Linked DNA regions of Homo sapiens: region 2 is linked to region 1. The links are chromatin loops, found by intact Hi-C in ENCODE. Cell type or tissue: Panc1. All regions are shown on one strand. Links, peaks and the distances in the headings refer to the core of each region. The heading gives the core; the rest is flanking DNA.

Region 1 (14,852 bases), core at 4,918-7,417:
GGGAAGCCACAGGAGCCAGCGCCTGCTCCAGGAGCCTGCACGGCTTCTAGAGCATTCTGTACTATCCCAGATCGCGGCACTCCCTGCCCAGCATCCCGAGGCAGTTTCCAGGGGCTGGTGTGGGAGTGGGCACCTGGGTATGGGCATGTCTGCCCGGAGTCCTAGCAAAAGACAGAGGACACCTTCCCAGGCCCCAGAAGCAGAAAAGCCAGGCTCCGTGCATGGCATCCCTGCCCTCGGGGCTTCAAATCACCCAGAACCGCCCGGTTAGAGAGGGCACAGTAAACATGCCCATGCAGGAGCTGCTCAAACCCATCTCCAGCCCCAAAAAACCTGCCAGCTACGTTCTCATGTGCGCCTGACAGCCACCGGCTCATTCGGCCACATCCCGGACAGGGGCCTGGCATTTGCCGTGTACAGAGCTGCCACTCCACACCTGCACACCTGCGTGGTCCTACCCTGTTCCTGGTGTCTGTACAGGTCACACTTGCTCACGAGTGTCCCCAAAGCCACCTTGGGAACGTTCTGGAACAGTCAGGGCCACCAGCTCATGTGGTTTGCCTGCTGAGTGAGACGCTCTCCCTGACTCATTCCAGATGCACATTCTCCAGAACCCCCGGGTGTGGCTGGACGCAGCCACCCAGATATTCTTCTCTCTGTCCCTGGCCTTCGGAGGACACATCGCTTTTGCAAGTTACAACTCGCCCAGGTAGGCAGTCGGGCTCAGCTGTCCAGCCAGGGAAGCTTTGGGGAGACGCCCGAGCACTTCCTGATCTCAGGATCACACTGTGGATCCAAGGGTGGCCTTGTGTGAACCTGAGATAAGAACCTCACGCCACAGTCTGGGCCCTCACGGCAGCTCCCAGCACGTCCGGAGCTGGCTGCAGGAAGACAGCCTGGATAATCACACCCAGGAACCAGGGTGTAACTGGGCACGATACCAATCAAAATGCACATGACACGTGGGGCCATAAAAGCCTCAATGGTCACCTGAAATAGACTCAAGGCCCGTTGGTGCCGACATGAGCAGGTGCTGCTTTTATGATATCTTAATATGCACAGATCCCTACAAAGTGCAATTCCACGGATCATAAAGTGCATAGCCCAGTGCACTGTGATGAACCTGAAACAAGCCTTATTTCCCGTGGCTGCCAGTATTTCTGCCCCCTTCGGAGGCAGGCAGTTTGCATGAGATGGGAGAGGCAGGTTGGTCCCTGGGCAGCTCTGCCCGCTGGCGGCCTTTAGGGAAGGAAGTGCCAGCTGGGACGCCAGGGAAGCTTTAAATGTTTGTGATCGACACCTTACTTCCTTGAACTCACACTGGAGCTGCACTTGTGTGCGTTTCTCCTTTGGAGATGATTTTCCAAAACATGTACATTTCAGATCCTCTATGAATGCCCTGCCTCTCAGCTCCCTGTGGGCCTAAAGGCCTTGGTGGGGGTGTGAATGGGTTTCAGACCCTTAGCAGCCTTGAGCTGGGGCTGCTGGAGTAGACTGTTGGGGGGATCTGAGGCCATTCTGAGACTCCAGGACTGGCAGCAGCAGCCCTTGGGTCAGAGAAGGGGCATCCCAGGCGGGAGAGAGGGTCAAGGAGGGAAGCCCCCTCCTCACTTCCTCCCCTGGATGAGGCCCAGTTACCTCCTGCAAAGCCTGTGATGAGCGTGCGTTTGTGCCCAGGAATGACTGCCAGAAGGATGCGGTGGTCATCGCCCTGGTCAACAGGATGACCTCCCTGTACGCGTCCATCGCTGTCTTCTCTGTCCTGGGGTTCAAAGCAACTAATGACTACGAGCACTGCCTGGACAGGTGAGCACAGGTGCCGCGCCTGGCTCTGTGGGGCACAGCCGCCAGACAGGTGCCTGCCGCACCGAGAATCCCAAGGCATGAGGAAGGGTGGCGTGGGCACATTTCATTTCTGTAGGGGTGTGGAGTGAATGGTGTCCCCAGAAGGTCACTTCCACCCAAAACTTCAGAATGTGACCTGGTTGGAAAAGGGTCTTTGCAGATGTAATTAAGTAGGATCGGTCTCTCTGGAGTAGGGTAGGCCCTAAATCCAATAACCACAGTCCTTATAAGAAGAGGAGACAGACACAGAGGAGGAGGCCACGTGAAGACAGGCAGAGGTCGCAGCGCTTGTGGCCACAGCCCAGGGATGCCTGAAGGTGCAGAAGCTGGAAGAGGCGGGAGGAGTCTCCCGTGCAGGCTCAGGAGGGGCGCGGCCTGGCCACACTGGGATTTCAGATGTCACAGTACTCCGGAACGGGAGAGGATGATTTCCCGTGGTTTTGAGGCACCATTGCTGGTCGTTTGCTGCGGTGGTCCCAGGACCTGATGCAGTTAGGTTGTCCCCTGCACAGGCAGCTGCCTCGTCAGACCCACGGCCCTCTTAGAGCACCCAACTTGCTTGTGAACTACCTTCAGGTGGGTCCTTGAGAACCCACTGGGCAGACAGCACGTCCCTGCAACATGGGGTGACTCTGACCCCACCAGGGTACATCTGGCAGTATATGGAGACATTTTTGATTGGCCACACTTGTGTGAGGGGTGTGCCTGGCATCCAGTGGGTGGAGGCCGAGGATACCTCGCAGCACCCTACAGTGTCCAGGACGGCCCCACCCAGAGAGTGACCAGCCCTGAGTGTTCCAACCCCAGCCTCCTGTGCTTGGGAGCAGGGCAGCACGTCAGCACTGCACCTGATGGCACTTTTCAACGGGGACGTCACCAAGAAAACGCACACAAAAGTGGAAAACATGGCACTCACAGGCCACAGAAGGGACAGTGTTTTACAGGATGAGCCGGGTCAGGGAGGACGGTGATTTATAGGATTTACAGGATGAGCCGGGTCAAGAAGGCAGAGCTGGGCTTTGTTCAGCCCCAGCCGGGGACGTGCATGGCGGGCAACTCTGATTTCTGCTCACTCTGAATGTCGCAAGTAACTGTAAAAGTGCGCAAATATTGACGGGGTTACAAGCACATCTCAATGAGCAGGCGGATAAGGACCAGCCGTGCGCACAACGCCCTGCGCCGTGCAGCCCAAGCTGGCCTCGTGTGCCACATGGGGCTAGAAGTGAGGGGAGCGAGGTCTCTCTCTTCAGGATTGTTCTAGGAATAGCTGGAGCCCCAAAAAGGTGTTTGCTGGTATCCATGTGTCCCGCCCTTGGCTGTCTGTGCTTGAACCTTAAGCCCTGAGGACAGAAGGAGCCTTTGGCAGTGGAGACAGAAGGGTGGGCGGGTGGGCTGAAGTCCTCCCAGCAAACCTTCAGAAGCCCAGGTCCTTGTCTGCAGGGCGGCCCCACAGGGCGAATCAGGACCCACCTTCGAAGTGAGGAAGCTGCCACCACCCCCACCCCCTTTGCACCCATGGGGGAGTGCTCCCCTTCCAAACCCAGGGGGGTAGAGAACAGCTTCTCCCCTCACCCGGCAGTGTGCATGGAGTAAACCATGCCCCTACCAGTGCCGCCCTGTCACAGCACAGACGTCCACACGATCCCAACAGGGGCAGGAGGCGTCCACACGATCCCAACAGGGGCAGGAGGCGTCCACACGATCCCAACAGGGGCAGGAGGCGTCCACACGATCCCAACAGGGGCAGGAGGCGTCCACACGATCCCAACAGGGGCAGGAGGCGTCCACACGATCCCAACAGGGGCAGGAGGCGTCCACACGATCCCAACAGGGGCAGGAGGCGTCCACACGATCCCAACAGGGGCAGGAGGGGCCCACACGATCCCAACAGGGGCAGGAGGGGCCCAGCCCTCCCAGGGATGCTGTGCTTCGCAGCACCAACCAAGGGTTTCTCTGGATGTGTTTGGGAACCAGGGCCATGAGCCCACAGTCCTCTCTGTCCCCGCAGAAACATCCTCAGCCTCATCAACGACTTTGACTTCCCAGAGCAGAGCATCTCCAGGGACGACTACCCAGCCGTCCTCATGCACCTGAACGCCACCTGGCCCAAGAGGGTGGCCCAGCTCCCCCTGAAGGCCTGCCTCCTGGAAGACTTTCTGGATAAGGTACCTGCACACCCCCTGGGGTAGCCAGGCAGGGCCGTCCACAGGAGCACCAGGGCCGCACTGGCTGTGTCCCACTGCCAAAGGCTGCAAACAATTCCCACAGACCCAGGGCCAGGGCCTGTGAACCAAGAACCCCAGTCTATCTTTGTCTCAGGTTGCCAGGCCTCCTGGAAAGCCCGAAGTCCTGGGGGCAGCTGTGTCCAGCAGACGCTGCACCCAGCAGTCTTGGGGGTTGGGCTGACCCGAGAGAGTGGGCATTGCTGGTGCCCAGACCCCAGGAGAGGGGGTGGCCAGCATGAGGGTCACAGTGCCAGGGCATGGCTGGGGTCAAGCCACACTCAGGGCCAGTGTATGCCTGGACCTAGGGGCACCAGGCAGGGGGGCACAGCCAGGAGGCAGGTGTGGGATGCATCTCAGGGTGCCTGACTCTAGGCATAAAAGGCGCTGGTTTCTAGGCCCAGCTGCCTGCTGTGGGTTATTAAAGGGGAAGGACCCTCCCCTGCAGAGTTGCGCTTGCAGCCTCGTCTCCCAGAAGGCATGGCCAGCCCTGAGCCACCTCAGCCCGACACCAGGAGGGGTGATGTGCACTCGTGTCCTCGGCCTGGGAGAGTGTGTGTCCTGCAGGCAGGCGTGTGTGTGTGGTGGAGTGTGTGTGTGCGTGGCCTGAAGCCCGGGGCTCCGTGTATTGCAGAGTGCCTCGGGCCCGGGCCTGGCCTTCGTCGTCTTCACGGAGACCGACCTCCACATGCCGGGGGCTCCTGTGTGGGCCATGCTCTTCTTCGGGATGCTGTTCACCTTGGGGCTATCGACCATGTTCGGGACCGTGGAGGCGGTCATCACACCCCTGCTGGACGTGGGGGTCCTGCCTAGATGGGTCCCCAAGGAGGCCCTGACTGGTGAGCGCACAGCTCCGCCGCCCTGGAGGACCCGTCCCCAGCATCTGACTGTCCACTCCCGCCCGCTGTCCAGACGCCCCTCCTGGATGGAGAGCGCAAGGGGCCAAGCCTGAGTTCAGGGAAAGGCTGAGCCAGGCTACTCCTTGCTGACAGCCATCAACGGAGAGCCGAGGGTCGAGGGAGGGTCAGGGCTGCCCCTCCCCCACGGCCCCGGAGGCCACATCCCCCATCTGGAGCAGGAAAGCAGGTCCTTCCTGCTCCTTGAGCACAATACAGGAAAGAGACTGGGGAGGGCAGGGATGGAGGGTGGGAAGCCGAGAGAAGTCTCCAGCCCAGGTGCCCTGGCCCTCCCCGCTGTCCGAGGGCAGGTCTGCCTGGCTGGCTTCCTCCTGACCCTCCCCACACCTCCACTCCCCATCCCCTTACCCCCCACACCCCTTTCCCACTGCCCCAGGGCTGGTCTGCCTGGTCTGCTTCCTCTCCGCCACCTGCTTCACGCTGCAGTCTGGGAACTACTGGCTGGAGATTTTCGACAATTTTGCCGCTTCCCCGAACCTGCTCATGTTGGCCTTTCTCGAGGTTGTGGGTGTCGTTTATGTTTATGGAATGAAACGGTGAGCTGCCGCCCCGCCGAGTGCTCCTCTGGGACCCACCAGGGTGGGACAGGGAATGGCTGCCGGGCACAGGTTCAACCCGCAGCTGCCCAGACCGCCGAGAATGTTCTGCCCTGGGGAGCTGCCGAGGCACCAGAGGGTGCAGGTTGGACCCCAGTTAGGGTCCGATCCTCGGCTTGGAGTGGGTGGACCTTCCACAGACCATGTGAAGCCTGAGCCCAGCATCTGGTGCAGGTTCTGCGATGACATTGCGTGGATGACCGGGAGGCGGCCCAGCCCCTACTGGCGGCTGACCTGGAGGGTGGTCAGTCCCCTGCTGCTGACCATCTTTGTGGCTTACATCATCCTCCTGTTCTGGAAGCCACTGAGATACAAGGCCTGGAACCCCAAATACGTAGGTCCTTCCGGTGGGAACCTGGGAAGTCCTGGGACCCCTCGGGCTTGGTCTGGCCCCTACGGTGCCATCCGGTGCCCGACGACCCATGCGGTGCACATTCACGTGCTAGTGACAAGGTGGCGTGGTCACTTCTGCCTGGCAAACTGGGAAGCCAGGGATGTGAACAGGATGGGCTTTGTGCAGCGCCCGAGTGCCCGCTGGGATCAGAAATGGCATGGGGGTGACCATGGGCAAGCGCCTGGTCAGTGGAGTGAGGACCTGAGCAGTGCCCAGAGCCCAGGGACCCCACAGGGCCCTGGAGCTCCTCCTTGGGGATGTGGCTTCATCCTCCCTGCCTGTGTCCTGCCCATGTGGCATGGGGACGGGCAGCCGGACAACGGCCCATTCCTGGTCTGTGACAAGAGAGGTTGTGCACAGACCCCTACTGCCACCCAGTGGGTCAGTTTGGCTGGAGGCCGTTTCCACACAAAAGCCTCCCGAGGAGAGATCAGAGTGCCAGCCACACTCCGAAAACGCCTCAGGGGCTCCAAGCAGCGCCAGCCCCTGACATACCATCTGAGTCCCCACTGGTGGCCGCTCAAAACCTCACCATGCCACCCCTTCTCGGGAATGTGGACGCCACTCCTCTCCAAATGTGTCTTGGAAAGTCCCTCCGTAGCAGAACACCAAGGGCAGGTGAAGGAGGAGTGACCATGTATTTTTGAAGAATTTCCACGGTACCTGCAGCCGGGTGGGTGGTGCCACCCAGTGTATAGGGGAGAAAGCTGGGGACACGGCCTCCAACGACGCCCAATGGGTTGAGGCCATGTAGCCCCTCTGGTTCCAGAACACAACACCTAGGCCTACCTCGGGGAGGCCCCAGCCCCAGGAGAAGCTCAGCCCAGGTCCCCAAACTCCTGGCCCGGAGGGGCGGTGGTGAGCGGCCACACGGCCTGGCCACTGCTCTGGCCGTGCCTTTTCCATTCCCATCCAAGTCCGGGTGGGCAGGTGGCTCTTGCCCCTTGGATTGAGGAGCACGGGGGTCAGCCTCACGGCCCAGGGTGGCCGGCGCCAGCTAATGAGGCTGTGGTCCCGCAGGAGCTGTTCCCCTCGCGTCAGGAGAAGCTCTACCCGGGCTGGGCGCGCGCCGCCTGTGTGCTGCTGTCCTTGCTGCCCGTGCTGTGGGTCCCGGTGGCCGCGCTTGCTCAGCTGCTCACCCGGCGGAGGCGGACGTGGAGGGACAGGGACGCGCGCCCAGACACGGACATGCGCCCGGACACGGACACGCGCCCAGACACGGACATGCGCCCGGACACGGACATGCGCTGAAGCCGGCCGGAGCGGGGCCTGCATGGGCGGGTCTGTGGGGGGGCTTGGCCTGATGGTGGGCGGGGCCCCGCCCACAGGGCCGACCCCAATACACCAGCGACTCAACCTTGATGCCGCTGTGTACGTGTGGTTACTGCTTTCCTGACGCCCGGGCAGCGCTGCTGCTTGGGGCCCGCCCCTAGGGAGGTCTCGCAGGGCCCCGGCATCCCTGCTGAGCCCGCGGCCTGGGCGTCCTGCAGCGGCTGAGGTCCCTGCGCTTGGCCGGGCTGGCTCAGGGATCTTCGCAGGTGCGGGGCTCCCGGTCTCACAGACTCTGAACCTAGCCTGGCTGGTCTCTGGGGAAGAGCGGCCGCCCGGGTGGCTCAGGGGGCCGCCTGCACCCCGGCTCCAGGTCCCAGGCGGGCTGTCCCCCTACAGCTCGCAGGCGGCAGGGGTACCCAGGACAGATGCTTCCTCCCGCCTGGGAGCGGGGGCCTGGGGTCTGGAGTCTGCGGTCTGGCTGACCCTTCCTGAAATTTCTGAGAAACACTGTAGGTTGCCACTTTTATTTTCCCAAACTGTCAAACTGTATTAAGGAGGTACCAAAAGGCTCCTGCTGTCCCGGGGCAGAGGGGCGACAGGCAGGAGCTCGCTCACGTGGGGCAGTCACCCGCGCCCCGGGCGCCAAGCGCACTGTGCAGCCCCCGTCCAGCCCGCCCTGCTCCAGAGTACCCCGGCTCCAGGCGCCACGCGCGTGCTTCCCTCCTCCCTCTCCCTCTGTTCCCTCCGCCCTCCTCCTCCCTCTTTCCTCCCCATCCTTTTCCCTCTCCTCCTTCCCCTGCAACAGCACCACGGAGCCAGGGATCAGGTCTCTGACTCGCCACACGGAGGGAGGCCCCGCAGGTCCTGGCTTCCTGCCGCCGGGAGGGGCCCTGTGAAGACCCAAGGCACCTGCTCCCGCTTTGGAAAAGGGCGCCTGGCCAGGCAGCACTGTCCGTGGTGCTGAAAAATCCCAGCATCAAGGCGCGGCCGCGGTGCCAAGCGTCCATTACACGCATTCTTGTTGGGAACCCGTCCTTGACCAAGGCCAGCCCAGAGTAAACAAAAGCACGTGCACCGCTACCCACCTGCAGATAAGCTGAGTGCTAAACATGCAGTTAACGCCAGTGCACCCCACCCAAGCGCATCCTGAGCCCACAGTGGGGGAAGCTGCCCACCTAAACGTGTCCTGAGCCCACGGCAGGGGAAGCTGCCCACCTAAGCGTGTCCCGAGCCCACGGCAGGGGGGGAGCTGCCCACCTAAGCGTGTCCTGAGCCCACGGCAGGGGAAGCTGCCCACCTAAGAGTGTCCCGAGCCCACGGCAGGGGAAGCTGCCCACCTAAGCGTGTCCCAAGCCCACAGCAGAGGGGTGCTGCACTTCGTCCCTCCGTCCTGCAGTTGTGATGCCCCCCACACCGGTGGTAAGGCAGGGGGACTTGAGGATGAACATGTCACAAAGCGAGTCAGTCCACTGTGAGATAAGGCTGCTGCAGAGGACAGTCTGGCATCCCCCAGTTCAGCCTCACAATCTTGCCACAACTCCATGCCTTGGGCCTAATAGCCAGCCTCTTCCATTGTAACTGACACAAACAAACTCAAACCAAATGGCCTTCACCAGCTCTCAGAACTGGCCAAGTTCAGGGTGGGCTTCAGGCCCTACTGGACCCAGGAGTTCACAGGATCCATGGGACTCTCTCCCCACACTGTTCAGCTTTTTTAAGTAGGGCGTCTCTGTGACCATTCCAAAATCCTTTTGGTTCATGATCTGGGTGAGATGCTCCCCCTTCAGAGTCTAGACACGAAATTGCAGGGAAAAGTGATTGCAGAGCCTGGAGGGTGGGGTGGAGGGAGGGGTGCTTCCCCAAAGGAAAGCCTCCAGCAGCCAAAGCAACAGCTGCGTTCCATGGTGTCACCCACTCACAGAGCCTGGAGGGTGGAGTGGAGGGAGGGGTGGTTCCCCAAAGGAAAGCCTCCAGAAGCCAAAGCAACAGCTGCGTTCCATGGTGTCACCAACTCACAGACGCAAAAGGTAGAGTAACCTGCTCAGAAGCAAACACTGCCAAGGGCGTGTGTCCCCAAAGGCAGCTCTTGGGACACCTTCCCCAACTCACCATAGGGCCTGCAAGTCCTGTCGTTGACCCGGACGAGAAAAACAGGCAGCTGTTGGCAGCAGGGGTGCTGACAAGCCACTCAGACTTATCCGAGGTTACATTTTGCGTCAATACCATACTTAGAAAATAACTAGGATGTGAGCAGGTGCCCCCTGCTCCCACCCTGGATCAGACTTTTGGGTGTAGCACATCCTAACGAGGGCTGGGGCTCTGCCCAACACTCTGTATGGGGGGAGCTAGAAGCAGCATCTATAGCCCCACCCTGAAGCTTCAGAGTCCTTGTCCAGCTGACGAAAAGGGAAGGGGTGGGGGGCTGGGACAGAGGACACAGTGGACGCTCAGCCCTCCAGAAAATGCCACACCACCCATGTGCCTGATGCAGCCATGGATAAAAGTGGGTAGAAAGGAGGAGGGACAGAGGTGGCCCAATAGGTGATGACAGGTGGACAGACGGACGCCACAAAGGGAGGCAGAGGTGGTCTGTCCCATCACATTGCCAAGGTTGTTCAGGGACAGGGGCTGAGGCCTCATGGGCTGTGGAGGTACCCGTGCACCATCGAGGGAGGGGGAGACAAGGGCCAGGCGGCGAGAGCAGAACTGGAGGGACTGACCCTGCGTGGCCACGCCCCATGCTCAACACCTTCAACTTGTCCCTCACCCTTGGGAAAAACATTCCAGGGGCGGGTGTCTCAGACTGGCCAGTGTCGGGACAGGAACAAAATGCTCCTATCACCTGACCAGAAGTGGCTGGAATAGAGGATCTGTAGCTCCACAGGGGCTCTCCCCTTCCAGGGGCCACCGTGTTGAACTGGAAATAAAGCCGGCTGCAAATGAGGCCAGCCGGCCCCAGAGATGGACACAGCTCCCATGACCATGGTGGTCACATGAGGACAGGCTGTCCCGTGAGCGGGTTCCTGGCAGAGGGTGACCCCAAGGCTGCTTTGCCAGGCACAGAGGAGTCAGGGAGCACTTGATGGGAAAACGAGGTTCAGGGCCCAGTTTTCAAAAGCCTGATGGGGCTCATCCTCAGGGGAGAGTCTGAGGTCACCAAGAACCAGGGGAGAATGCGTGAAGGACATAAGTGCAGAAGGAGAAGTGAGGCGGGAGGTCATGGAGGGCGCAGTCAGCACTGGAGCTGCCCCAGGACTCACCCACCCAGCTCCAAGGGAAGCAGCCCCTTCCAGCAAGGGTGGGCCTGGACCTGACAGAGAGGACCCCGCTGCCACGGCCAGGGAGCATGAGTCTCCCGTCCACACTGGGGGCTGGGGACTTACCACTCCAGGTGGCGAGCCCGGGGCTTCGTGCTGTGTCAGAGGAGAAAGCCAGCCAGGCCCCCTCCGGCAAGACTCGGTTCTTTCATGCCTGCATGAGGCTGAGGTGAGGCCCAGGCCTGTCGTGATGCTCGCTCTCTGGGGCCGCAGAAATGGGACCATGGAACCTGTGCATCCAGATGGCACCTTGGAGACCTGTCCGACCCTCCTGCAGGCCACAGCGGAGTGCCCAACACCAGGCTCCACAAACCTGGGTGACCTGCACTCGCCGGGGGCCCTGGTCAAAGCTGGATCCAGGGTGAAGAGGCTCCATCCCTTGCCCGTCAGTGTGAGGACTCCGCCAGCGGCCTCGGCCATTGGAGCTGGATGGGCACAGGAGCCCTGCTGCCCCAGCACACACATTTCATCATGACCCCAGGTGACCAGCACGCAGGGAGGCTGGCAGCCCCACTGTCTCTGTTCCTTTCTCCCTCTCGGCAGCAACTCCACCTGAGCTGTCCCACAGGATCCCCAGGGGTGGGCTGAGAGTCACTCTGAGAACTGTCCCTGTATTCATTTCCCTGTACTGCTATTCCATTTGCTGCTGTGACGAATCACTGCAGCTTAGTGGCTGAACACAAACGCATCATCTTACAGCTCTGGAGGCCGGAAAGCTGAAACAGGTCCCACTGGCCTGAAATCGAGGCGTGGGCAGGGCCGTGTGCCCTCAGGACCGGGGAGGATTGCTTGCTTTTCCAGCATGGAGCGGCTGCCCCCATTCCTTGGCTGGGGACCCCCTCCTCCATCTCAAAGCCAGCAGTGGCCAGTGGTCCTTCTCACGTCCCCTCTCTGACTCTCCCCTGCCTCCCTCTCTCACTTCTAGGGACCCTTGTGGCCATATCAGGCCCACCAGATAATCCAGGATGACCTTAAGATCGGCTGACTGGCAGCCGTGATTCCACCTGCAGCCTCCACCAGCCTCTGCCTTGCGGGTGACACATTCACAGGTTCCAGGAGAAGGACGTGGGCATCTTTGGGGAGGGGCTGTAATTGTGCCTGCCACAAGTGCCTGGGGCTTCTGAAACCCACCAAAGTTTGGCAAGCCCCCTGCACAGCATCCTTCCCAGGTGGGCACCTGGCACCAACATCGACGGTTACAGCAGGTGCAGGACCGGCAGGAGCGTGGGGCTGAGGCAGGAAAACAACCACTCCCTTTCAGGGGTCCTGGCTGGTGTCACCCACAGCCTCCACCCTTGCCTGCTTCTCCTCCCTTTCTGCTTTGAACTCACTCGCTCCATACACGCTTGTCTGTGGAAGGAAGCTGCTTGAGATGAAGTTCAGGCCTAAGGAAGTCCAAAGAGCTGGGGTTTTTCTTTCCCTTTAAAACTTTGTTATTTTCATTTTGCTCTGAGATTTGACAGTCTACCTAGCACCTAGCAGGCCTCCTTCTCCTTCTTTCTTCCTTCTTCCTTCTTCTTCTCTTTCCTTCTTCCTTCTTCTTCTCTTCTCCTTCTCCTTCTTTTTTTTTTTTTTTTTTTGAGACAGGGTCTCACTCTGTTGCCCAGGCTGGAGTGCGATGGTACAATCACAGCTCACTGCAGCCATGACCTCCCGGGCTCAAGCGATCCTCCCACTCAGCCTCCCGAGCAGCTGGGACTACAGATGCTGGACCCCACGCCCGGATAACTTTTTGCATTTTTTGTAGAGATGGGGTCTCCCTATGTTACCCATGCTGGTCTCAAACTCCTGGCCTCAGACAATCCTTCTGCCTCGGCTTCCCAAACTACTGGGATGACAGGTGTGGAAGCCACTGGACCTGACCTTACATAGTGGTTTTTAAAAGTGCCAGGCAAGGGCAGTGGCTCACACCTGTAATCCCAGCACTCTGGGAAGCTGAGGCCGGAGGATCACTTGAGCCTGGGGGTTTGCGGCTACAGCGAGCCATGACTGTGCCACTGCACTAACAACCTGGGTGACAGAGTAGACACCATCTCTAATAATAATAATAATAATAAATAAAAACAGACAAATAAAGTAGGTGCTTAGTGAGTTAAGCCATATCAAAGCAAATACCTTTTTTAAGGGTCTAATACTTTAGCAAAAAATATAAGTAATCCTGAGTAAAATTTCAACAAAAAACACCCGGAGAAACAGGAATCTGGAGCTTTGTAGAAGATGGATAGCTGAACAATGGCCTGACCTGTTGGTCTGTGATTCAAACCCAGGTGTGCCTGAGCAGCGGCCTCTGCTCCTGGGAGTCCCCGCCCTGTTCTGTCCAACCTCCCACTGAGGTCGTCCGCCCACGGCGCCCGGGGCCGCTCCCTTCCAGTTTGCAGGGCAAAGGCGCCCCCAGGCCGGCTGCCAAGAGCCCCTCCTTCCTCACAGCTCCTATACGGGGGCTCCAGGCACCAGAGTGCATTTACGACACAGTCTGTGGACTTGGGCCCACCATAAACACATTAGGCTCGGTCACTCAGACATTCTCTGAAGCAGCAGCAATAAATGACGCCATATCCAGTGGCCATAAGCCCCCACCCCGACACCAGGCACGTCCGGGCTGCACTCAAACCAGAAGCCCTGTCCAAGGTGCACTCAGTAGGACCCGGCCATACCATAAGGCCCCACCAGGGACCTGCTGGAAGGCTCTGGAGCCACTCACGCAGGGCCCTCGGTTTCGTGTGGCCCAAGCCAACTTCTGAGGAGGGGCTGTTTCTTCACCCCAAGACTGCGTCCCTCTGAGCCGCCCCTCCTGTTCTCTGCAATCCTTCCAGTTCCTTCTGCCTGAGGAAGGACGTATGTCCAGCTCCACTGCGAGCCTGGCACCCGCCCTGGGAGGTAAGTCTGGATGAGACTAGGAGATAAGAGGATAAGAGATGAGACTGGGAGATGGTAAGAGGATGACAGATGAGACTGGGAGATAAGAGGAAGACAGATGAGACTGGGAGATGATAAGAGGATGAGAGATGAGACTGGGAGATGATAAGAGGATGAGAGAGCATCACCAGCCCCACCCTGAAGCCTCCTGTGTCCACACCCTCCACTGCCCCACCCTACCCACCCTTCAGAGATCAGAATCCTGGTCTACTCTTAAGAGAATGGCCAGAGGCGGAATGTGACTTTCAACCTGAGTTGGGGCGTTCAGGAGGAGGAATCCTGGATTTTATACAGGATGGTGTCATGCCCCTGCCCCCCACCTCCATGAAAGCTGATGGCCCAGAGGATGTGCACCAGGGAAGCACATCCGGATCCACGGCTGCAGGTGGGAGGCAGGGGAGGAGGGGGCCCAGCCAGGCTTCCCCATCTTCCCCGCCACCCAGACCAGCCCCCCCCATCACCCCTGCCACCCCAGCTGGGGCCCCCATCATCCCTGCCACCCTGGCCAGGCCCTCCATCATCCCCGCCGCCCAAGCTGGGCCCCCAGCATCCCTGCTGCCCTTCGGGCCTGGACTTACTGTTATGTCTTCCAGGGTGGGGGCTCCCACTGTCTATCCCCTACCCTCCTTCCCCTCCTGCCTCACAGCATCAGAAACCTCCCAGGCCCAGCCAGGCCATGGGCCCGCACTGACCACAACCCCATTCACTCATAGACTTCCGTAAATGCACAGCCAGGCCATGGGCCCGCACTGACCACCACCCCGTTCACTCACAGGCTTCTGTAATTGCATACAGTGGTGTCTATGCAGTGCACATTAGGATTCAAACATGAGATTTTTTTCAAAACTGAAAAACTCATATATTCAGTATTTTACTCCCACAGCACCTCCCCCCAATTTGACCCACAGGGACCCCCATCCAGGTGCAGGGTCCTCGCCTGTGTACAGGGCACACCTTTGGTCACTCCAAATTCCCAGAGCTCCCAGGGTCCTTCTCAGGGTCTCCACCTGGATGGTGGGGGTGGAAGGCAAAGGAGGGCAGGGCGAGGGGTGAACAATGGCGAATCTGGGGATGGACTATTCCTATGTGGGGAGTGGAAGCCGGGCTCCTGGTGAGGAAAAGCTGGCCCTGGGGTGGAGCCGAGCGCCAGCCTGTGGGGAAGTGAAGACGGCAGGTGTGCTGGACACTCAGCCCTTGGCTGGACACTCGCTCAGGCCTCAGCCGGACACTCAGCCTTCAGCCGGACATGCAGGCCTCGGCCAAACACTCACTCAGGCCTCAGACTCCCAGCGGTGCGGGCCTGGGTGTGGGCCGCCCCTCCCTCCCTGGGACGTAGAGCCCGGCGTGACAGGGCTGCTGGTGTCTGCTCTCGG
Region 2 (14,852 bases), core at 5,307-7,806, 77 kb before region 1:
TGCCAGGTGCACACCCACTGTGTCCTCCAGCCCAGGCGCTTCCTGAAACTCCCCCTTGGTGCTCTGCAGCTTGTTTGCAAAGGTGCTACTTCGCCTGCTGAAATAAAGTGTCCCATTCAGCTCTCTACTCCCGCGTGGTCTGTTGGTCCACGATTTGCCCTTTGTGAGCAGCTAGCTCAGTGGCGTTTCCTGGAGACAAAGGCCCAGGGTTGAGGGTGCCGTGGAGACAGCGCTACCTAAGGAAAGGCGCAGCTACAGGGCACAGCCCCTTGCTGGGGGCGGCCGCCGCAGGGCCGGGCATCTGCCGACCCTCAGCCAGGTCTGGGATCACCCTCACCAGGGCCAGGCCAGTGGGGGACCTGCGGCAGACCTATAGGAGTAGGAGCTGCTCCAGGGCCCCAGCCGTTGCCCGTCCACGGAGGTCACGTTCAGGCTAAGCTGGGCAGCCCGGCCTTGTGTTGCTGGCCCCCAGCCGAGGGAGGAGCTACGGGAGGGGTTGGGGTGAGGCTGTGGCTGGGATGTGCAGTGCCCAGCGACGGAGGGTGCTGGACATGTGCCCGGCTACTGGACAGCAGCCAGGGAGCAAGTCACAACAGAAGCCGAGGGGGAGGATCCTGCATCCCCACTGCTCCAGAAGGTGCATCCAGCTGGGGCGCCCTCACCGTGCGGACACAGGGGCTCCCAGCTTTCTGTGCACGCAAGGCCACAGCAGGAGCTTCCCGGGGTCTGCAGATGACCCAAAGCAGAGTTCATTTTCTTCCAGTACCCTCTCTGCTTCTAGAACCTTCCTCCAGCCCCATTCCAGCGCTCACTCTGGCCGAGACCCCTGCCCACTCACTGGTTGGTGGCCGGCCAGCCGCCCACCCCACGTCAGCAAAGCCAGCTGCCCGTGGCCCGAGGATGTGTCCTCGCCATGTTCCTACGGCCAGTCCTCCTGAGGCCACCGTGACCCCGAGGGGTCCCGTGACGGGACAGGCAGCTGACCCAGCACTGGCCACGCGGCCACCCACTGGAACAGGATGAGAGGAAGCTCCCGGGCAGCAGAAACCAAGCCACCCTCCCCTAGTCACCCCTGCATTTGTCATGTGCCTCCTGCATCTGAGGATGCCCTTCGAGGCCCTGGGGGTGGGGGGTGGGTGTGTCCTCTCTCAGACTAAGGAATCCGTGTCTAAGGTGCGGCTGCCCTTGGGATTTTGCAGGGTGGGTGACGTGCAAAGGGTGGGTGATGTGCACAGGGTTGGGCCTAGGGTAGAATTTGGGCTCTAGGGGACTCTGAACAGAGCGGAAACGTAACATCCAGACGTTCAGGGGCCTGGCTTTTGGGTGCAGCCTCCACCTGGCAGCAGGTTCTGTTCAGGGACAGGGGCTGAGAGCTGGCGCCTGCCCCAGCCTAGTGAGGATGCCAACGAAGGCAACTTCTGCTTTTCTTGAGGAAGAAACTTGGCTTTTGACTGGCCGGATTCAATGATTTTTCTTCCCTCCGAAACATTCCCTCCTGTCACTAGACTCTTTTCTTTTTGATATCTGTTTCTTTCTTTCTTTAACAATGAGCTCAGCACAAGGGGTGTGTTTGCCACCTGTCAGGAGGCAGCTAAGGGCTTATTGTAAGAACTTCTTTTCTTCCCATGGCAGCACTGGGGGAGAGGCCATGGCTGTCCCCATTTTATAGAGGAGCAAACCAAGGGCCACAGCCGTCGGTCACCTTGCTAGGAAGAAGAGGAGGGGAATTTAGGCCCAGCAAGCCGGTGAGCGGCTGGAGCTGTCAGCTTGGTGCTGGGCTGGGCGCCAGGAAGGCCTTGAGTGCTGGAGGGGCTCTCGGTGGCCTCAGAGTGTCTCTATAACCTCCCATTCCCACTCCTGTGCTCTGCAGTAAGCTCTGGGGCTCCCCACTGGGAGGGTGGCTGTGCTCCTGCCCCTTGGGGACTTCCTGGGGGCAGAGGTCTGAGCCATCTCCAGGGCCGGCCCCTGCAGCGCTCAGTTTAGGTGCGATACAAGGGTCTGGCTAGCCAGGTGTGGGGGCCGGTCACGGGCTGAGGGTTGAGGGAACCGTAACATTTCTGGACGCGTTTTTCTGTGGAGCAGGCAAGGTGGTCTGGTCAGGGTGGTGGTCTCCCCTGGGCCGTGGCAGGGGTATGGGGACACTGAACCACAGTCGTGGGGTCCACGGCCCAGTTCCAGTAGCCAATCAGGGGCACATGGTCCTGGTTCTTACCTTGGCTCATTGAGCAGCTGTGCCCAGTGCTGTGGGGTCAGGGGTGACATCCCAGATGGGTCTCCTGGATTTGGGCTGAAAGATCAGTCTTGGGGTACCCCCAGGGTCAGGGTGCTCAGAAACCCCCATGGTGGGCCTGGCCTGCCTTCCTGGCCTGCAGCCCTGCCTGATGCCAAAAGGTCACTGGGCCAGTCCTTGCCCACGGGCCCCTCCCCACGGTGAGACCTGCCCCACTTGAAACTTGCAAACATGGAAACTTGGCGATCTGACCCATGGCCTGGCCCAGCACTGCGACCTGATCCTGCGGCCCTGTGGGCCCCGGGCTCCCCATCGAGGTTGGGTTTCTAGGCTGCCTCAGCCTGTTCCAGCGAGAGGCGCTCGGGGTACGCTGGCCCAAGCCCCGCTGAGGTGCCTCCCAAGGAGGAGCCTGTGACCCTCAAGTGCAGGGGGTTGCAGATGCCCGTGAGCTCTGTCTCCCTCGTGAGTGGCCTGGGCACTGCTGCACGCGGGTGGTGGGGGCTGTGGCCCACCAAGGATTCAGCCTGGTAAGCGGCAGTGGGTGGGAAGGATGGTGTGGGCTCACTTGAGGGTCATGGGAGTCCGAAAGACTGGGGGACAGACTCAGGCCCGGGGAAGTCACATCCACAGGGACATCAGGTGCCCCCCTTGGGCCACCAGGACCAGACACATAGCACCCTGGACTCTCATCTCACAGTGTGGATCTGTGCACACACAAACATAGACACAGATGCACACAGATAAACACACACAGAGATATACACAGAAATACACACAGACATGCAGATACACAGAGACACAGATGGAGACACACAAATATGGAGACACACACAGATACACACAGAAATAGACACAGATACACACAGACATACACAGACACACAGATATGGAGACACACACACCGACACACACACAGAAATACCGACACACACAGCCAGCTGCTCCACCTTTGTGACCCCACCACCTCCTCCAGGGGCCCACCCTGATTGACTGAGAAGCTTTTGCTCCTAATTTGCTGAAATGAAGCCACCAGCGCTGGGGGGAGTGTGGCCCCGTGTCCCTTGAGCTCCCCGTGTCCCTTGCGCTCCCCGTGCTGGCCTCAGAGACCACATGTTCTAGCTGCATGAACAGCCAGCACACGGATAAATCCGTCTCCAGAGGGTACTTTTCGTGCAGAGCCAGTCGGCTGGGCCCTTTTTCTCCCTGCAGGACACCCTGTGTCTCTGTGGGAGGAGGGCAGTGATGCGGAGTGGGGAGTCCTCCTCAATCAGATAACATTGTGTCTCCCAGACGAGAGGCCCATGAAGGTCAGGGAGGGCACAGGGCTCTCGGAGGGAGTGTCTGGGGCCAATGTCACAACCTCTGCTTCACGCCCTTTCCAGACACAAGCGCAGACACTGAGCAAGGAGGAAGGAAGCTGAGACTCTGCGGGCCCGGGGACTGGCAGGAGCTCTTGTCCATGAGTTGAAGCTGTAGCACCAGGGTGGGGACAAGCCGGGCCCATGGTTTCCAGGGCCTCTGTCCTCCGTCCACCTGAGAGTTGTGCCTTGAGACAGGAGGCACTGGGCAGCCAGCACAGCCGCACTTTGAACAGCCATGCAGAAGCCTCCACCCAGGCAGCCCCTCCTCCCAGGCTGGCCGCACCATCCTTCTGATGAAGAAAAACCAGGTTCAGCCCTCTCTTATCGGGACACAAAATAAGGGCCCTGGCGCACCAGAGCAGGGTCATCCCCCTAGGGTGCAAGGAGGTGTTTTGGCCTCTAAGGACACAAAGAGCTGAGTGGAAAGACCAGCCCCTTCTAAGGGGGCGCGTAGAGGTGGATGTAAAGGGCCCCGCCCAGAGCTGGAAAAATGCTGGCCCCAGGCCACATCCTGGAGACTGAGGCTGCGCCTACTGGGAGACCAGGAGCCTTTACCTTTGCAAGGAGCTCCTGGGTGGTCCCAGTGAGTAACGCCCTGAGAGGTTACACCCATATCTCTCAGGAGTCAGGCTCCTGCCTCTGTGTGGAGCATAGTTCACAGAGACTGGTGCATGGGACACAGGCCACTCAGGGACAGTAGGGTAGATCCAGCTCCAGGGCCTGAGGAACAAATCACCTACTCATTCATTCACTCATTCTTTCATTCACTCATGAACCCATCCATCCAGTAATCCACCCACCCATCTCCCCATCCATCCATCCATCCATCCATCCACCCACCCATCTATCCATCCATCCATCCACCCACTCACCCACCCATCTGTCCATCCATCCATCCATCCATCCACCCACTCACCCACCCACTCATCTGTCCATCCATCCATCCATCCATCCATCCATCCAATCATACATCCATCCTTCCATCCACCCATCCTTTCACCCACCCTTTTATCTACCCACCAACCCACCCATCTATCCATCCATCCATCCATCCACCTAACCATCTATCCATCCTTGCACCCACTCATCTACCCATCCATCCATCTATCCACCTACTCACCCACCCACTCATCTATCCATTCATCCATCCACCCACCCACCCATCCTTTCACCCACCCTTCTATCTATCCACTTACCCACCCATCTATCCATCCATCCATCCATCCACCCATCCATCCATCTGCCCATCCACTCACCCACCTATCCATCCATTCATCCATCCATCCATCCACCCACCATTCATCCATCCATCCATCCACCTATCCACCCACCCACCCATCTATCCATCCATCCATCTATCCATCATTCCATTCACCCATAAATCCATCCATCCACCCACTCATCTGTCCATCCATCCATCCATCCATCCACCCACTCTTCAGATAGAAATCTATCCACCTACCCACCCATCTATCCATCCATCCATCCATCCATCCATCCACCCACCCAACCACCCACCTATCTACTCATCCATCCACCCATCCATCTACCCACCTATCCATCTATTCATCCATCCACCCATTCATCCATCTACCCATCCACCAATCCATCCATTCATGGTACGGGGATGTGCAGAGAATGAGATACCTTATGTGGCTGGGGACACAAAGGGAAACCTCCCAAGGTAGCAGTCCTGAGACGTCTGCCATCAGGAGGGAAGTGAGAGGCACTGAAGGGGTGTGTAGGGAACCCAGGGAAGGTCAGTCGTGGGGTGGGCAGTGCAGGGAGAAGAAGCATGGGGGAAGCACCTGCCCATCAGGTTGATGCCAGGGGTTCAGAGCAGTTAAGAAGAGCCAGGGCCGGGCGCGGTGGCTCACGCCTGTAATCCCAGCACTTTGGGAGGCCGAGGCGGGCGGATCACGAGGTCAGGAGATCGAGACCATCCTGGCTAACAAGGTGAAACCCCGTCTCTACTAAAAATACAAAAAATTAGCCGGGCGTGGTAGCGGGCGCCTGTAGTCCCAGCTACTCGGGAGGCTGAGGCAGGAGAATGGCGTGAACCCGGGAGGCGGAGCTTGCAGTGAGCTGAGATCGCGCCACTGCACTCCAGCCTGGGCGACAGAGCGAGACTCCGTCTCAAAAAAAAAAAAAAAAAAAGAAGAGCCAGAAGGTGTTCAGGCAGAGGGACCCCCAGGCTACCAGCGTCAGGAAATAAATGACACAGATTTGCAGAGAGAGGCCGTGGTCAGTCCTGCCTCCAGCTTCCTGGCCAGCCCTGCCTGCCCAGACATCTGAGTCAAAGTAGCCTCTGTCTTCTGTTGTTATTTTCAACATGTGTGCCTGCCACTTACGGTCCAGAAGGTGATGATGACAAGCACTGAAATAACCTTCTTGATCCAGGTGCTTCCTTTCTCCACAAAGGCCTCCCTCAACCTAGAAGGCTCCGTGGCTCTTTATGGCCAAGCAAAACCCTGAGTGGTTTCAGGGCTCTTGGTAGCTCCTGCCCACTCCACACACACATAATCTTAGTCCCATCCTCCCTGCTACAAATTCCTGCAAGTTTCGTACTCAGGAAATGCAGCTGGGGATGGGCACATCTGGGTACCAGGTGCTTTCAGAAGAAGCAGGTGTGGTCAGGGTGCAACTTATGGCAAAAACAGAACTTTCGGTCAAAAATGTCCTGTGCATGGTGACTGAGCACCACCTTGCGGACAAACTGCCAGTGAGCCGAGCCCTCCGGGACAGATGCTGGCAGTGGGGGAGGTGGACTCCGTGTAGACAGCTGCGTCCACCTGCATCAACACCACCCCAGAAAGCTCGGTCCTGGCCTTGCTGTTGGCCCTCGCCCAGGGGTAATATTGGCCTGGCCATCTCTGTCCCAGGCATGCTTTGCCTGCTCCAGAACCCCACAGGACAGGGCCCCCGGCTTCCCGTCTCCTCGCCCACCGTGCTCCTGACATTGCGTCCACAGCTCCGTCCACAGCCCCTGCCCCTGGTGCTGAGCAGCACTCCATGGCACAGATGTGCCACAGCTGCCAGTCACGCTCCTGAGCCTGGACTCTGTGTCATCTCCAGTTTGGCGCAATTACAATATTGAAACACAGCGGCCACGAACCTTCCTGTGCCTGCATGTGGGCAGATGTCTGCGTCCATTTCTCTCTGGTAAACACCAGGGGGAGCCGCTGGGTCACAGAGTAGAAGGATGTTGCATTTCCTGAAAAAGTGCCACACTCTTCCAAATGCCTGTGCCCTTTCCCACGCGTGGGGCCCCTGCCCATTTCGTAAGGCAGATCCGCCTCCATGCCGCACTGCCTCCTCCGTATTTTTGGCATTCGGTTGCTGAAATAGAACAACAGCCATCTCTGCTCAGCACTGTCCATTCTAGGAACCTGCAAGCATTTCATATACATGATGCTATTTTGGCAGAATCCTTAAAAACACAAGTGTTACTACGATGGACAGATGAGTAAACTGAGGCATAGAGCAAGAGATAACTTGCCTGTTTCTGCTTGTTGGTGTTGAGCTCAGTTGCCCCAACCCCCATCAGGCTGGCCCTGACACAGAGGCCTTGGTCTCCCTCAAAAACCATGATTCTCAAGGTCATAAAGATCCCAACACACGCCCCATCACAGGACCCCACCGCACAACTTCCTGAAATGACCACCCCCCAGCCACCGCCCAGAGGCCCCGTGTGCAGCCCTGACCACCAGGCCGGCCCACTTACAACACACAGGATCTATTTCTAGGGACCCAGGGCCTTAGGCTGTTGCGTCAGCCCAGAGATGGTGCGTGGCGAAGCTCCCAGTGCAATGAGAAATTGTGGTCTTGATTTGTATCCAACCAGACGTTTAATATCCGAGACCGTGCCCTGTGGTATGATGGTTGGCGGCAGGCGCTCTGGAGCCTAGTTGGCTTGAGGCCTAACTGCTGCTCTGGCAACGGTGCCCAATTTTCTCAAAAGTGCGATCGTCCGTAACGATAGCACCAGGGTGGTAGCTGTGAGGTTTGAGAGTCCCAGCACCTACTGGGACTAGAGAGCCCCAAACACCCAACGATGACTAAGACTCCTGAAGTCTGCGGGTGCCTGGAAACGGCGTGAGGGACGCCTGGGCCCTGGACAGAGCTGCCTCCTCCTGCCCGTCTTGCCTTGCCGCCTCCCCGCACACTACCAACATCCCCAGCTCCAGGGCCCAGGTGGATCCACGGGTTCCCCACACGGCCAGCTCTCCGGTGTCCTGGGGTTGGTTCAGTGATGCAAGCATCACCCCGTTGGGATCTGTCATGTCTGGGATTTCCAGGAGGGATCACGAGATTAGAAACGTGGCCGAGGCCTGGTGCTTCGTGGACGAGAGCTGTGGGAATCGCATTAGGGTCTGGGGAGGTCAGGGCGGCCCCTTGTGCCCCAACCCCCAGAGGACCCTCTGGTTCCTGGAGGCAAGCCCGCCATGCTCATGTATGACTCTGGAGACCAACCACGCTGGCGCAGGGGTGGTGCAACTCAGGAGGCGAGAGCCTCACTGATGAGGAAAATGTCACCCTAATGAGGAAAGTGCCATGTACCTGGGTAAGGTGGTGTCTGCTGGAGACTGGAGACTGCGCCTCCCAGCCCAAGCCTGCCGAGCACGGGGGCTCCTGGGGGGCATGGCAGGGCATCAGCCCCAATGAGGACAGGACAGCCAGGGTCTGAACCCTAAAGGCTACAGCAGGGAAGGAGGGGAGGAGGGAAGGAGGGCCGGGGGCTGGCCATGACCGGTGTGAGACATGGCCTTGGTGTCTGTCCCCCGCCAACAGACCAAGTCGGGTCACAAAAGGGCCTCCGTTTCAGGACAGCTGGCTCAGAAGGAGAACAGAGCACAGAGCCTTTGGTGAGGGAGCAGGGCCTGAGACAAGGCCGGCCCTCCTGTCCTGGACGTCTCGTGTCCCTCAGCTCATAGCCCTGTCCACTAAAAAAGGAGTCAAGCTTTTAAATAAGGGAAGTTCATCTTATTTGGAAGTTTTTCTGAGCACTGCAGCCCGGGAGGGGTCTTTCAGAGGCACATGGTCAGGCTGCTGCGGAACAGTCCCAGCTCCTGGCACAGCTCTGGTGATGCAGCTCGAAATGTGCACAGAAGTCACGGAAGAGCAGAGTCACACGGAGCTGCAGTGGGTTACAGAGAACGTCTGGATTATAGACGCAGAAGTCACGGAAGAGCAGAGTCACACGGAGCTGCAGTGGGTTACAGAGAACGTCTGGATTATAGACGCAGAAGTCACGGAAGAGCAGAGTCACACGGAGCTGCAGTGGGTTACAGAGAACGTCTGGATTATAGACGCAGAAGTCACGGAAGAGCAGAGTCACACGGAGCTGCAGTGGGTTACAGAGAACGTCTGGATTATAGATGCAGAAGTCACGGAAGAGCAGAGTCACACGGAGCTGCAGTGGGTTACAGAGAACGTCTGGATTATAGACGCAGAAGTCACGGAAGAGCAGAGTCACACGGAGCTGCAGTGGGTTACAGAGAACGTCTGGATTATAGACGCAGAAGTCACGGAAGAGCAGGGTCACACGGAGCTGCACGTGGGTTACAGAGAACGTCTGGATTATAGACGCAGAAGTCACGGAAGAGCAGAGTCACACGGAGCTGCGTGTGGGTTACAGAGAACGTCTGGATTATAGAGAACGTCTGGTTACGGAGAAAGCCTGGATTGTACTGAATGTCCGATTACAGAGAATGTCTGGTTGTAGAGAACGTCTGGATTACAGAGAATATCTGGATTAAAAAGAACATCCAGGGCCGGGTGCGGTGGCTCACGTCTGTCATCCCAGCACTTTGGGAGGCCGAGGTGGGCGGATCACCTGAGGTCAGGAGTTTGAGAGCAGTCTGACCAACATGAAGAAACCCCGTCTCTACTAAAAATACAAAATTAGCTAAGCATGGTGGTGCATGCCTGTAATCTCAGCTACTAGGGAGGTTGAAGCAGGAGAATCGCTTGAACCTGGGAGGTGGAGGTTGCAGGGAGCCAAGATCTCACCATTGCACTCCAGCCTGGGCAAAAAGAGTGCAACTGTCTCAAAAAAAAAAAAAAATCTGGATTATAGAAAACATCTGGTTACAGAGAATGTCTGGATTATACAGAATGTCTGGTTAGAGAGAATATCTGGTTGCAAAGAACATCTGGATTATAGAGAAGGTTACAGAGGACAACTGGTTATAGAGAAAGTCCAATTACAGAGAACTTCAGTTTACACAGAACATCTGGATTACAGAGAACGTCCAGATTATACAGAATGGTTACAGAGAATGTCTGGTTACAGATCCCAGAGGCATAATTACCAACCCTGCCAGACCTTATCTCGTGCAGGACACAGCAAGGACGTGAGTCACGTACCGTCTTTAAGGAATGGAGTGGCTCAGGCAGGAGTCGGGGTGACGCATTGTCAGTTCATTGTGTCTTCAGAGCATCTTTCCAGCAAGCGGCAGTCATCACAGTCGGGTTGAGAAATGAGGCTGCAAGTGGCAGTGGGCACACACGGCTCCTCGTGCTGCTCCTTTGCCTCACAGCCCCCTTGTTCTTGGTCCTACAGCATCTTCCTGCATCGTCCACCCTCCACCCTGCTGCCTGTCCCCATCCTTGGTTGAAGTGGATGCCCAGATCCCACGAGTCTAAATATTCAGTTTTAAATCTCAGGACAAACTGTCACATAAAGTCAGCTCTGGGCCGTCACAGTGACCCACAAGGCCAGGATCCAGGTAGAATCTTGGCTCTCCGCATTCAGAATGGGATCTCTGGCCCAGGCCTCAGGGGGACAAGCTGCCCCCTCCACCCAAGCCCTGAAGGCTCCAGGACGCGCACCCTCAGTCCTCACACTGTCATGGGTGTGTAACCTGCCCCAGCACTGTCCAGCAAAGAGGGAGACCCAGCAAAGTGGGAAATGGGAAGGTGGCCTCCTCTGCCCCACCCCATCCCCCAGCAGCCTGGGGAGATCAGGAACACGGCGCTGCCCACAGAGGACCCTCCTGGCCCACCGTCCCCTCGTGGCGGGTATCTGCCCTGTGGGCTCGTGAGCTCTGACTTGACTATGGGCGGTGTGGGGGTGTCCACAAGGCTGTGCGTGGAGGCATGAGCCACCTGGGTGACCCCACCACAGGGACGGAAGCCAGCAGCATGGCTGGGGTGGGAACACTGCCTGGCTGGTACCCTGATTCCCCACCTGGATCTGGGGAGTTGGGCCTCTCTGGGGAGGCTTCCCTGACCAAGTGCCATGGGATCCCGGGATGCAAGGAACTTCCCGTCACCCTATAATGGCCAGTAGGTCCGGGGCTCCTCGCAAGCCCTCCCCTGGCCGAGGCCCCCTTCCGGTCCAGGATTCTGCAGAGTGACCAAGACCCGGGAGAGTCAGTCCGGAGTAGAAACCACCATACGGGCCCGGCCTGGTGGCTCACGCCTGTAATCCTAGCACTTTGGGAGGCCGAGGTGAGTGGGTTGCCCAAGCTCAGGAATTCGAGACCAGCCTGGGCAACGCGGTGAAACCTCGACTCTACTAAAATACAAATTAGCTGGGCATGGCAGCGTGCACCTGTAATCCCAGTTACTCCGGAGACTGAGGCAGGACAATTGCTTGAACTCGGCACGTCCGGAACTGGTTCCTTCCGGTGGGTTCTTAATCTCACTGACTTCAAGAATGAAGCCACAGACCCTCGGGTGAGTGTTGCAGTTCTTTGTGTCCGGAGTTCCTTCCGGTGGGTTCCTGGTCTCGCTGACTTCAGGAGTGAAGCCACAGACCTTCACAGGGAGTGTTACAGCTCTTACAGGTGGCGCGTTTGGAGTTGTTGGTTCCTCCCAGTGGGTTCGTGGTCTCGCTGGCTTCAAGAATGAAGCTGCAGACCTCTGCGGGGAGTGTTATAGCTCATAAAGGCAGTGAGGCCCCAAAGAGCAAGCGGCAACAAGATCTATTGCAAAGAGCAAAACAACAAAGCCACCAGGGTACCGAGAAGGACCCAAACGGTTTGCCACTGCCGGCTCGGCTACCAGCTTTTTATTCCTTTATTTGACCCCGCCCACATCCTGCTGACTGGTCCATTTTACAGAGTGCTGATTGGTCCATTTTACAGAGTGCTGATTGGCCCATTTTTACAGAGTGCTGATTGGTACGTTTACAAACTTTAGCTAGACACAGCACTGATTGGTGCATTTACAAATCTTTAGCTAGACAGAAAAGTTCTCCAAGTCCCCACTAGACCCAGGAAGTCCAGCTGGCTTCACCTCTCACCGGGAGGCAGAGATTGCAGTGAGCCGAGATCGCACCATTGCACTCCAGCCTGGTCGACAGAGCGAGACTCCATCTCAAAAAAATAAAAGAAAGAAAGAAACGGCCGTGTGGGGTGGATGGTCGTCAGGGTCCGCACTGCAGAGACCCTGGGAGCTCCTGTGCCTGGTGGGCAGAGAGTGCCCACCATGGTGAAGGGGCCTGCATCTGGCCTGACCAAGGACCAGGCCAGCTGATCGCTGCTCAGTGGACTTGGTGTGGACAGAGGGTAGGGAGGCTCCACAGGCCCTGGCCGCAGGCACCTCTGGGAAAGCATATCCACATCATCTTCCACCGTGAGGCGGGTGGCGACCAGAATGCAGTCAGTGTCTTGTATAAAACCCAGCGCGATGCCTGTGTTGCTGCCCCATGTCCCCAGCGGGGAGAAATCGCTGGGTCTGAGTACTTGAGGATGCAATTCAGACTGTCAGGAGGGGAGCGCCCCACCCAGCCCGAGGGGCCTCGTCCCACCCGTGCCCAGGGACACACGTGGACGCAGGTGGGGCTGAGCCGCCCCTGGGGTACCGTGGGCACTGGGGCACTGCTGGTGCCATCTCCCACCTCAGGCCCCTCCAAGGGGTGTCCCTGGGCTGCTTCCCCTCCCTCTGCTGGGGGGCTGCCCTCTCCCTGAAGCACCCCCAGTCCCTCCCCAGCAGACTGATGCCGAGACTGAGGCAGAGGCTGAAAGTCATTTCCAAAAGGTCCTCGGTGACACTGGAACTCGTTCTGCTTGTTAAAAATTTCAAACCGGAACGAGACTTTGGAGCTTATTTTGTCCAAGCCTTTTATTTTTCAAAGGAGGCAACTGCACTGAGAGCGTTAGACTCAAGGTGCCTGGCACTGACTCAGGCTCCAGGGCACCCCCTCCCCGGGATGCCCCACACGAAGCACCCGTCCCTAGAAGGTGGCCCCAGGTTCGTGGTCCCATCTTCAACCCCAGGGTTTACTGTCTCTATATTCTCTGCCGTGAAGTCTAAGGGCAGCTCAAATTTCATAAACGGAGAAACAGTCCTATTTGTCGATTCTCAACTGCCTTTATCTCCAGAGATCCCGTGAGAGCAGGGATTTGTGGAATGACTCACTGTGTAGCGGCGTCTTCTGGCGGTGGACGAGGCCGGGCGCACGATTTTCCCCGTGGGTGAGAGTGCCCTCTGCTGGTCCATCCAGACACCGCTGTCAACAAAGTTTCCTGAGGAATGGTCACCTGGCTCAGCTGGGGGAACCGGACTCCCCATTCTATCCCATTCCGTGCCCCACCCAGAGTCTTAAGCTAGACCAAAGCTGATTTTTCTCCCACACTAAGAATATGCCCGGGGCTGGTATAGGGCACCAGGTGTCGGGAATGCAGGCTCTGTGAGTCTCGCCAAGTCACTGAGTTACCATTGCAGCACAGGCTTCCTCCTGATGGCCCAAGGTGGCTGCTCAGGCTCCAGCCCTCACATGTGCCTTCCAGGCAGCCAGAAGGAGACATGAGGAGGGGAAGGGCCTGTCCCTTCCTTTAAGAAAACTCCTGGAGGTTGTATTCACACTTTTGCTCACCTGTCATTGACCTAAACATTTTCCTGTGGCCACGCCTGGCTCCAAGGAAGCTGGGGAGCCAGGGGGTCTAGGAACAGTGAGAGATGCTCATGTTGACAAAGAATGTGCCCGCCAGCCACAGAGCAGCTCCGCCCGGTCCTACACTCACCCTGCATGCAGCTCCATCGCTTCTCTCAGTGCTGGCGGCTCCAGAGCTTCTGGAGCTGCAGGATGCTTGGAAAGAACATAGACTCAAGGAAAGTGGCGCCTGGAGCCTGCAGCCACTGGTGAGATGGGTGGAAGCAGCCCTCAGAGGCCGATCCCTCCCTCACACCATCAGGATAGTCTGTTAGCCTCGCCAGGCCCCAGCTTTCTTGTCCATGGAGTGGGGTTACTAACAGTTCCCACCTCAGAGGCTGGGATTCATAGAGTCTGGGTTTTAGGGGAGGCTGGGATCAGAGAAGCTGGGATCGGGAGGCTGGGAGTGGGGGTCCTGGGATGGAGGAGGCTGGGATTAGGAGGCTGGGATTGGGGAGGCTGGGATTGGGAGGCTGGGATAGAGGAGGCTGGGATTGAGGGCACCTGGGTTCCCTCTGGTCTCTGCCTTCTCCCTGGCTGCCTGGTTGGTCCCAAGGCCACACTCAGATTTGGAAGGTGATCTGTGTCTCATCCAGGCGTCCACTGTGGCTTCACGTTTCTGTCAGTCATATGCACTAGGCTGCACCTCACCTTGTTAAGTAGAGATTTTAACATTCACCCCCTGAACATGAAATCAGCATGTGGACTAAACTCAGAAAGATTTCCCGAGGCAAAATCGTGTCTTTAGTGGGCCATTTAGTGTGGGATCTACTTAAACTATCACTGGAATACATGGTGGATGTCAAGGAAGGCCCTGGCCCAACCCTGCTGCTGCTGAGGGAGGGGGCGGGGGTAAGGCCTGGTAGGGGGGCGGGAAGCACCTCTGGGTTCTGTACCTGGAGTGCCCACCCTGAATCACCCACCTTCACGCACCGTCTCTGTGGCTGTGGAAACATCCGGCACAATGAGCACGGGGCGACTGTGAGACAGGGCCTTAGAAAGGGCGCGGTCTCTGGACTTGGAGTGAATGTCTGCACCCTTGGGTGTCAGACGCCCCAGTGGCTCTCAGTATCGACTGGAGGCTCTACAGAGAAGTGCAGTTGTGTCTGCTCTGTGGTACTCGCTGGTGACGATGAGTTACTGAGCTGTGACCATCGACACCGACTCCCACTCTCAACAGGGCTGAACACCTGCAGCGACTCCGTGGTCCTGCGAAGGTGCTTATGGCCACGCTGGGGCTTGGTCGACTCCTCCTGGGCTCTGGCATCACTGAAATAGTGTCAGGGACCTCGATCTCGGGCCTCCAGCCTCCAGAACGGTGGGGAAGCAATGTCAGTCACTCATCCAGGCTGTGGCATTTTGTTACAGCGGCCCAAGC

The links. Hi-C counts contacts between places; a loop is a spot of excess contacts. Peaks named below come from ENCODE experiments on the same cell type or tissue, not always from the same donor. Only the 100,000 strongest peaks of a DNase experiment are listed, where the experiment ranks them.
Region 2: a loop joins it to region 1, with 2.4 times the contacts of the local background. A loop is called at or near these places in 9 of 110 quality-filtered maps.

What each region holds. Positions count from the first base shown.
Region 1 is chr5:1,238,854-1,253,705 of GRCh38, forward strand. It overlaps SLC6A18 (solute carrier family 6 member 18), which reads left to right. Exons shown (of 12, transcript NM_182632.3): 6 at 597-709; 7 at 1,678-1,806; 8 at 3,854-4,010; 9 at 4,702-4,906; 10 at 5,361-5,520; 11 at 5,755-5,914; 12 at 6,995-7,336. The coding sequence ends at 7,225. TERT (telomerase reverse transcriptase) reads right to left here. Exons shown (of 16, transcript NM_198253.3): 16 at 14,314-14,852. Among named protein-coding and RNA genes, the nearest start is that of SLC6A18, 21 kb to the left of the region's middle. RefSeq lists a promoter at 13,475-14,133. In Panc1, for the core only: no CTCF peak of the experiment used is centred there; no DNase peak of the experiment used is centred there.
Region 2 is chr5:1,161,564-1,176,415 of GRCh38, forward strand. LOC124900189 reads right to left here. Exons shown (of 8, transcript XM_047417960.1): 5 at 14,398-14,852; 6 at 13,566-14,125; 7 at 12,961-13,067; 8 at 11,533-11,915. TERLR1 (TERT regulating lncRNA 1) reads right to left here. Exons shown (of 5, transcript NR_109911.1): 2 at 14,398-14,852; 3 at 13,566-14,125; 4 at 12,961-13,067; 5 at 11,533-11,915. Among named protein-coding and RNA genes, the nearest start is that of TERLR1, 9.6 kb to the right of the region's middle. RefSeq lists enhancers at 5,993-6,514, 6,515-7,034, 8,271-8,440 and a cis regulatory region at 8,356. In Panc1, for the core only: CTCF peaks have their summits at 6,310 (motif pointing left) and 6,720 (motif pointing right); DNase peaks (open chromatin) are centred at 6,258 and 6,748; H3K4me3 peaks cover 610 bases; H3K27ac peaks cover 453 bases.